Linked DNA regions of Homo sapiens: region 1 is linked to region 2. Evidence: read pairs that join two places in POLR2A ChIA-PET (ENCODE). Cell type or tissue: Panc1. All regions are shown on one strand.

What was found. Peaks named below come from ENCODE experiments on the same cell type or tissue, not always from the same donor. Only the 100,000 strongest peaks of a DNase experiment are listed, where the experiment ranks them.
Region 1: POLR2A ChIA-PET joins it to region 2 with 6 read pairs; 2 of 35 experiments call an interaction of 5 or more read pairs at or near these places.

What each region holds. Positions count from the first base shown.
Region 1 is chr1:171,046,203-171,051,202 of GRCh38, reverse strand. All of the region lies in intron 20 of MROH9 (maestro heat like repeat family member 9), which reads right to left. Among named protein-coding and RNA genes, the nearest start is that of FMO3, 42 kb to the left of the region's middle. In Panc1, no CTCF peak of the experiment used is centred here; no DNase peak of the experiment used is centred here.
Region 2 is chr1:171,465,770-171,470,769 of GRCh38, reverse strand. No RefSeq gene overlaps it. Among named protein-coding and RNA genes, the nearest start is that of PRRC2C, 17 kb to the left of the region's middle. In Panc1, no CTCF peak of the experiment used is centred here; DNase peaks (open chromatin) are centred at 2,269 and 2,849.

The sequences.
Region 1 (5,000 bases), 420 kb after region 2:
GGTTTTAGGTCTTTGAGGAAATATCACAATGTCTTACACAATGTTTGAACTAATTCACATTCCCACCAACAGTGTAAAAGCATTTCTATTTCTCCATAGCCTCACTGGCATCTTTTGTTGAAGAAAACATTTTCAACAAAATACTAGCAAATCAAATCCAACAGAACATGAAAAAGATAATATACCACAATCAAGTGGGTTTCATTCCAAGGATGTAGGATGATTCAACATAAAAAAAATCAATAAATGTGATTCACCACATAAACAAAACCAAAAACAATAATCATCGCAATAAATGTAGAAAAAGCATTTGATAAAATCCAGCTTCCCTTCATGAGAAAAACCCTTAACTAGGCACATAAGGAACATACCTCAAAATAATAAAAGCCATATGTGACAAACCCACAACCAATATTTTACTGAATGGGGAAAAGATGAAACCACTCCACCTAAGAACTGGAACAAGACAAGGATGTCCACTCTCACCACTTCTATTCAATGCAGTACTGGAAGACCTAACTAGAGCAATCAGACAAGAGAAATAAATAAAGGGCATCAAACTGGAAAAGATTATGTCAAATCATCCCTCTTCACTGATGATATGATGTTACATGCAGAAAACCCTAAAGACTCCTCCAGAAGACTCCTAATGACTTCAGTAAAGTTTCAGGATACCAAATCAACATACTGAAATCAGTAGCATTTTCATACACCAACAAGGATAAAGCCAAGAACCAAATCAAGAACTAAATCCCATCTACAATAGCTACAAAAAAATAAAATACTTAGAAATACATTTAACCAAGGAGGTGAAAGATCTCTATAAGAAGAACTATAAAACACTGATGAAAGAAATTTTAGATGACACAAATTTTAAAAATCCCTGTTTCTTACCATATACAAAAATTAACTCAAGAGATGTTAAAGATTTAAATAAGACCCAAAACCATAAAATTATAAAAGAAAAATTAGGGAAAACTCTTCTGGACATTGGCTTGGGTAAAGAAATTTAGTAAGTCTTCAAAAGAAAACACAACAAAAACAAAAGCAGACAAATGGAACTTAATTAAACTAAAGTTTCTGCACAGTGAAAGAAATAATCAGCTGAGTAAACAGACAATCCATAGGATGAGAGAAAGTATTTGCATAGTATGCATTTGACAAAGAATTAATATTCAGAATCTACAAAAAAATTCAAACAACTCAATAAGAAAGAAAATAGTCCAGGCATGGTGGTTCATGCCTGTAATCCTAGCACATTGGGAGGCCAAGGCAGGCAGATTGCTTGAGCCCAAGAGTTTGAGACCAGCCTAGGCAACATGGCAAAGCCACATTTTTACAAAACAATACAAAAATCAGTCTAGCATGGTGGTACAGGCCTATAGTCCTAGCTACTTAGGGGGCTGAGGTGAGAAGACCACTTGAACCTGGGAGGTCGAGGCTGTGTGAGCTGTGTTCACACTGCCCTCCAGCCTGGGCTACAGAGGAGACCATGTCTCAAATAAAAAAAAAAAAGAAAAAAGAAAAAACTCATTAAAAAGTGGGTAAAGAACATGAACAGATGAACAGACATTTTTTCAAAAGAAGACATGTAAGCGGCCAAGGAAAATGAAGAAATGGGGGGTGGAGCAAGGTGATGGAATAGAAAGCTCCACTGATCATTACCCAGATCAATGACTCCTCTCTGACTAGGGTTGGTTTAAATGTTCCCTCTGTGGGTTGGCATTGGCTGAGTTTTATCTGGTTTTACTCCCCGCTCTAACAGGACAGCACTGAGTTTAGTGCTTCACAACTGCTGTGTTCTCCCTCACAACTGCTGTGTTCTCCCTCACTCGGCACCCAGAGACCCTCTTAGCACCATACTGCTGCCACTGGGGCTGGGGGTGGGGGTAGTGGAGTCAGTGATTCAGGACTGTTTTTTCTATGTCTGCAGTACCTCTTTCAGAGATATGAAGTTAAAACCAGGTACTATGCATGCTCACCTGACTTTGGGTTCTTATGAAGGTGTTTCTTCTGTGTAGGTGGTTTTTTACTTGGCAGCAGGTTGGGTAATGATCATCCAAGGCAGTGCTGGCATCAGTCCTCCCCTAACCCCAGACTACACAGCTCATGGCTCCAAAAAAGACACTTTCCTTTCCCTTGAGGAGAGGAGAGGGAAAAGTGGGGAGGGCTTTGTCTTGCATGTTGGATACCAGCTCAGCCACAGTAGGATAGGTCACCAGTCAGAATCATGAGGCCCTGTTCCAGGTCCTAGTTCCCAGACGACATTTCTAAACATACCCTGGGCCAAAAGGGAACCCACTGCCTTGAAGGAAAAGGTCTGTCCTGGCAGCATTCATTACCTGATAACTGAAGAGCCCTTGGTCCTTGAATAACCAGCAGCAATACCCAGGTACTACATTGTGGGCCTTGGGTGAACCTCTGAGACTTGCTGGCTTCAGTTGAGACTCAGTACATTACCAGCTGTGGTGGCTATGGGACAAAACTCCTTCTGCTTGAGGAAAGCAGAGGAAAAAGTAAAGGGGACTTTCTCTTGCACCTTAGATCCCAGCACAGTTACAGGGGGCAGAGCATCAAGTGGGCTCTTGGGATCCTGGATTCCAGGACTTGACTTTTGGATGGATATTTTTAGACCTGCCTTGGGCCAAGGGGAAGCCACTGTCCTGAAGGGTGAATCGTGGGCCAGGCAGCATTCACCACAAGATGACTTCAGAGTTCTTGGGCCTTAAGGGAACATCAGTGGTAGTCTGGCAGTACTCCTCATGACGTGGGATGGTCGTGGCTACAAGGTGAGGCTCCTCTGCCTTTGGAGAGGGGAGAGGAGAGTGGGAAGGATTGCATCTCACAGTTTGAGGGTCAGCTAAGCTGCAATACAATGGAACACCAAGTAGACTTCCAAGGTTTTTGACCCTAGTCCCTGGCTCCTGGACAACCCCTCCACTCATGTCCTGGGGGACCTCACTGTTCTGAAGGGAGGAACACAGGCCTGGCTGGCTTTGCCACATGCCAATTGTAGAGCTCCACAGGCCGTGAGAGAACATAGGCCAGAGAGTGGTCACAGTAGGCCTTGGGTGAGACTCAGTGCTGTACTGGCTTCAGGTCGACCCAGTGCAGTCAGAGTGGTGGTGGCCACAGGGATGCTCATGTAACTCTATCCCCTGCTTTAGGTGGTTCACAACAGAGAGACAGAGAGAATATGTTTGTTTGGCAAAAAGTAAGGGAAGAAACAAGAGTCCCTTCTTGGTAATCCAGAGAATTTTCACAGATCTTGTCCAAGACGATCAAGGCAGTATCTCTATGAGTCTGCAAGAACCACAGTGTTACTTGGCTTGGGGATACAAAGTAGATACAACTTAGGTTACAACACCTAAGTCCTTTCAAATCTCTGCAAAGCCTTCCCAAGAAGGACAGCTATAAATAAGCCCAGACAGTGAAGACTACAATAAATACCTAAGTCTTCAATGCCCAGACAGTGAAGAACATCTGCTATCATCAACACCATTCAGGAAAACATGACCTCACTGAATGACCTAAATAAGGCACCATGGACCAATCATGGAGAAATAGAGACATGTGACCTTTCACACAGAGAATTTGAAATAGCTGTGTTGAGTAAACTCAAAGAAATTCAATATAACACCAAGAAGGGATTCAGAATTCTGTCAGATAAATTTAACAAAGAGATTAAAATGATGAAAAAGAATCAAGCAGAAATTCTGGAGCTGAAAAATGCAATAAGCATACTGTAGAATGCATCAGAGTACTTTAATAGCAGAATTCATCAAGCAAAAGAATTAGTGAGATTGAAGGCAGCCTATTTGAAAATAGAGCTGACAAAAAGAATAAAAAAAAATGAAGCATGCCTACAAGATCTAGAATAGCCTCAAGAGGGCAAATCTAAGAGTCACTGGCCTTAAAGAGGATGCAGAGAAAGAGACAGGGGTTGAAAGTTTATTCAGAGGGCTAATAACAGAAATCTTCCCAAATCTACGGAAAGATATCTATATCCAAGTACAAAAAGGTTGTGGAATACCAAGTAGATTTAACCCAAAGAAGACTACCTAAGGCATTTAACAATCAAACTCCCAAAGGTCAAGGATAAAGAAAGAAAGGATCCTAAAAGCAGCTAGAGAAAAGAAACACATAATATACAATGGAACTCCAATACATCTGGCAGCAGACTTTTAGTGGAACCCTTACAGGCCATGAGAGAGTGACATGACATATTCAAAGTGCTGAAGGAAAACTATGTTACACTAGAATAGTATATCTGATGAAAATATCCTTCAAACATGAAGGAGAAATAAAGGCTTTTCCAGATAAACAAAAGCTGAGGGATTTCATCAATACCAGACCTGTCTTACAAGAAATGCTAAAGGGAGTAACTCAATCAGAAAGAAAAGGATATTAATGAGCAATAAAATAGTCACCTGAAGGCACAAAACTCACTGGTAATAGTAAGTACACAGAAAAAACACAGAATATTATAACACTGTGACTGTGGTATATAAACTATTCTTATCCTAAGCAGAAAGACTAAATGATGAACCAATCAATAATAATAACTACAACTTTTCAAGACATAGTACAATAAGATATAAATAGAAGCAACAAAAAGTTAAAAAGCAGAGGGATGAAATTAAGGCATCTTGTTTGTTTATGCAAATAGTGTTGTTAACAGGTTAACATAATGGTTTATAAGACTGTATTTGCAAGTCCCGTGGTAGCCACAAACCAAAAAATGTACAATAGATACACAAAATATAAAAACAAACTAAATTATACTGCCAGAGAAAATCACCTTGACTAGAGGAAGACAGGAAGGAAAGAAAGAAGAAAGAAACCATAAAACAACTAGAATACAAATAATAAAATGACAGGAGTAAGTTCTAATAAATAATAACATTGAATGTAAATGGATTAAATTCCCCAATCAAAAGACATAGACTTGCTGAATGGATGAAAAAGTAAGGTTAATTGATCTGTTCAGTCTACAGAAA
Region 2 (5,000 bases):
TTTGCCCATATTATCCTTCCTGCAAAACATAGCCTAAAACTTTGGGAGAGGGTCATGTGTTGTTACTTTATTCATGTGACTGTTGGGAGTGAAAGTGTGCTGGTAGAAAAATATGTGGGCTGATATTTTGTGTTTATATATATGCTGGTATGTAATTAGAACACATGTGATAAGTAAATTCTACATAGCCCTGATAAATTTCAGGCTAGAAAAGGGTGCAATAGAATTTTCTTTTTTCTTTTTTTTTCTATGTATTTAGGTCTAGGGCAACAGTAGAATTTTCTGGAGAGGTACGACATCCTTACCAACTAGGGTGTTCTTCCAAAAAAAAAAAAATCAGCACTTCACTGATACGTAAACAGGAAGTATTGATAAGTGCCTTTCTATCAATATCCAGAAAATGTCCCCATCATCGCTCATCCTGTGAACAGTCCTGGAAGTTATGAATGGGGGTAATGTAGGGATGCTGTATGTCTCCATCCTGCCAGCACAAATTCAGCATGAACACTGAATTTAAATATATAAATGTACATATTTGGGACAGCAGGTAATGTACTGAATGTAGATTAAAAAGTGTATAAGAAAAAGCTTTTCAGTCTGGACAACATAAGGAGACTTTGTCTGTACAAAAAAATTAAAAATTAGGCCGAGTGCAGTGGCTCATGCCTGTAATCCTAGCACTTTGAGAGGCTGAAGCAGGCGGATCACAAGGTCAGGAGATCGAGACCATACTGGCTAACACGGTGAAACCCCATCTTTACTAAAAGTACAAAATATTAGCCGGGTATGGTGGCGGGTGCCTGTAGTCCCAGCTACTTGGGAGGCTGAGGCAGGAGAATGGCGTGAACCCGGGAGGCGGAGCTTGCAGTGAGCCGAGATCGCGCCACTGCACTCCAGCCTGGGTGACAGAGCGAGACTCTGTCTCAAAAAAAGAAAAAAAAGAAATTAAAAACTAGCTAGATGTGTTGGTGTGTGCCTGTGGTCCTGGCTGCACAGGAGGCTGAGGTGGGAGGACAGCTTGAGCCCGGAGGTCAAGGCTTCAGTGAGCTATGACCACACCACTGCATTCCAGCCTGGGCAACAAAGCAAGACACAGTCTCAAATAAATATATAAATAAATAAATAAATAAGAAAGAAAGAAAAGAAAAGAAAAGAAAAAAGCCCCTTTTTTCCCTACTGAGTTCCAGGATGCAGGATAATGCATATCCACTATGTTTTACCTACTCTGAAATTCAATACTTGCTATGTTGGAAAATTTTAGTTTCAATATTAAATTGAATCAACAAATACTGTTGAGCATCTTTTATGTATGAAAGAATCTTTCTAAACATTTTAGTGAAAATAAAACACTGGTACTTAGAGTTTACTCAGAGCCACATGTTTTTTTTTTTTTTTTTTTTTTGAGACGGAGTCTAGCTCTGTCACTCAGGCTCGAGTGCAGTGTTGCGATCTCAGCTCACTGCAACCTCTGCCTCCCAGTTCAAGAGATTCTCCTGCCTCAGCCTCCTGAGTAGCTGGGATTACAGGCATATGCCACCACGCCTGGCTAATTTTGTATATTTAGTAGAGACGGGGTTTCACCATGTTGGTCAGGCTGGTCTCGATCTCCCAACCTCAGGTGATCCACCCACCTCGACCTCCCAAAGTGCTGGGATTACAGGCGTGAGCCACTGCACCCTGGCCCCGAGCCACACGTTTTATAGGCTATCTCAAAATTGCCATTATTAGGGTCTGCTTTTAGTATGGAGGGTAATTTCATCTGTGACCCAGTGGTCATTTATGTTGTGTGATTTTTACATTTTTTTTAGGTGTGAGGTTTTTTTTGCCTTATTATTATTATTTTTCTTTTTTGAGATGGGGTTTCGCTCTTGTTGCCCAGGCTGGAATGCAATGGCGCAATCTCGGCTCACTGATGCCTCTGCCCCCCGGCTTCAAGCAATTCTCCCTCAGGCTCCTGAGTAGCTGGGATTACAGGTGCCCGCCACCATGGCCTGGCTAATTTTTTGTATTTTTAGTAGAGACATGGTTTCACCATGTTGCCCAGGCTGGTCTCGAACTCCTGGTCTTAGGTGATCCACCCACCTCAGCCTCCCAAAGGGCTGGGATTACAGGTGTGAGCCACTGTGCCCAGCCTAGGTGTGAGTTTTCTTAAGGGTGTTTTGTACTGTCTCTATGTGGGAGATAATTGAGTCATAGAACAGGCTATTAACACAGGACTTTCCAAATGACTAAGTGTCTCGTGCAAAGTTATGGACACAGGCTTAGACAACCATCCTGCTTTAGCTTTCAATTTATCTTTTGGTTAAAATTTTTCATGATGGATCTAAAATATTTTTCTTTTTAAAAAATATGATTAAATATATTAAACTGATGTTGAGTTAAAACATCAGGAAGAAACAGATAACTAAAAATAACAGGATATGATTAATGGTTTTGATTCATAGGGCTATTTTTATCCTCTTCTGGAGTTTGAGTGCCCAGATTTATATTTGCAGAGCAATATGAGAAAAAATGAGATTGCAATTTTAATTTTGAAAGTTTTCCTCTTTTTAAAATTCTTAGTCTCATTGAAAAGCTATCACTCGAAAACTTGATCCATTTATGAATGCTCTGATAAAATTAAATTTCTCCTGGACTAGATCTTAGCCTAGTTAAGGATTTCTTCTTAATATTATGGGATATGAAAAAGTTATTGTGATTACGTTGTTTAAAAAATTCTCATCTCTTAGAGATACTTGTAGAAATATTTATAGTTAAAAATGATGCAAAAGGCCAGGTGTGGTGGCTCATACCTGTAATTCTAGCACTTTGGAAGGCCAAGGCAGGCAGATTGCCTGATCCCAGGAGTTCAAGACCAGCCCAGGCAACATGACAAACCTTGTCTCTACAAAAAATACAAAAAGTTATCCAGGTGTGGTGGTGTGTGCCTATAGCCCCAGCTATCTGTGGCTGAGGTGGAAGGATCACCTGAGCCTAGGAGGTTGAGGCTGCAGTGAGCCATGATCACATGACTGCTCTCCAGCCTGGGCAACCCAGTGAGAGCATGTCTCAAAAAAAAAAAAAAAAAAAAAAAAGGGCTGGGCATGGTGGCTCACACCTATAATCCCAGAACTTTGGGAGGCTGAGACAGGCAGATCTCAAGATCACTTGAGGCCAGGAGTTCAAGACCAGCCTGGCCAACATGGTGAAACACTGTATCTACAAAAAAAATTATAAAAATCAGCTGCATATGGTGATGCACGCCTGTAATCCCAGCTCCTTGGGAGGCTGAGGCATGAGAATCACTAGAACCTGGGAGGTGGAGTTTGCAGTGAGCTGAGATCACGTACCTGCACTCCAACCTGGGTGACAGAGCGAGACTGTGTCTTAAACAAAAAAAAGCATGCAAAATCTTGGTTTTGCTTTAAAAATATTCCACCACTAGCTGGGGGTGGTGGTACACACCTGTAATTCCAGTTACTCGGGAGGCTGAGGCATGAGAATTGTTTGAACCTGGGAGGCAGAGGCTGCAGTGAGCCAAGATCACACAACTGCTCTCCAGCCTGGGTGACAGAGTGAGACTCTGTCTCAAACAAACAAACAAACAAACAATATATGTATTCCACCATCTTCTCTGTAGGCCTAAATCTGAATTTACAAAAAAAAAAATTAAAAATTAAAAAAATATACCATCTCGATTAGTATGGTGGTAAGTTAATAAAAATAAAAAAATTAATATGAAAAAAGCAAAATGTTCCACTAAACAAAACAAAGCGAAATGAAAAAGAATGTAGGGGAATACATTTGTAATAAGAATGGCAGAATATTGATAACTGTTTAAAGTGGTGATAGGGATTCATTATATTCTCTCATTTTATGAATTAAAAAAATTTCCACAATAAAATATTCTTTAAAAGGATTTTCTCCGTGATATATTCTACATCATATTTTTACTTCACCCTCTTTTAGAAATCTTTCTTTTGGGAAACCTTCTGTCTTAGTCAGCTTGGGTTGCTATAACAAAATACCATAGACTGTGTGGTTAAACAGACATTTATTTCTCACAGTTTTGGAGGCTGGGAAGTCCAAGATCAAGGTGCTGGCCAGTTTGGTTTCTGGTGAGGGCTCTCTTCCTGGCTTGCAAGTGGCCGTCTTCTTGCTGTATCCTCACATGCGGGACAGAAAGAGAGAGAGAGAGAGAGCTTGATTTGGTATCTCTTTTTATAAGAGCACTAATTGTATCATGGGGACTCTACTCTCATGGCATCATCTAAACCTAATTACTTCCCAAAGGCCTCACCTCCTAACACCATCACATCAGGAGTTAACTCTTCAACATACGAATTTTGGGAAGACATAAACATTCAGTGCATAACACCTTTTCCCCGAAGCACGTCTAGAATGTAAATGATGATGACACTATTCATTCTTTGTTCATGAATATAAATTCATCACCTTTTTATCAAATAATGTGTGCTTGGTGCAATTGCTGCTGAGGCAAGGGGATTCAAAAGGACCTTGTGATCTGGTCACCATGAGCAGGCCACATTTCTGATCTTCAGTTTCCTATGGTAAAATGAGCAAACTAGACTGGATGAGCTCAATAATCTTCCAGTTCTATGTATCCTTGAGCATAGCTTCATGGAAATAAAGACCACAATTATCCTTTGGTTGAGATAGTTTAGAACAATTAGACTTTAAAAACGTATGCACTTAATGGCAACTGACTTTGAACCCCATACCCATTCCTTCATATGATAATAGAATACTCTTCATAGCACTCCTTCTCCTGCCAAGAGCCTGTTATTTTTGTTACAGTAGATAGTCAGACATGGCTAGGGCAGGAGAGGGCTGTCCCTACCAGTAATGTCAAGTGACCATCAGGTGATGGTCAGGTAGTTGTTAAACTGTCTCTGTAAAATAATAATTGGTCTCAGCTGATGCCAGGGACAGGCAGTCTCCCAATAAATAAACACCTGAAGCTGGTGATCGGCAACTTCCCTGTAAGATTTCAGGAGTTA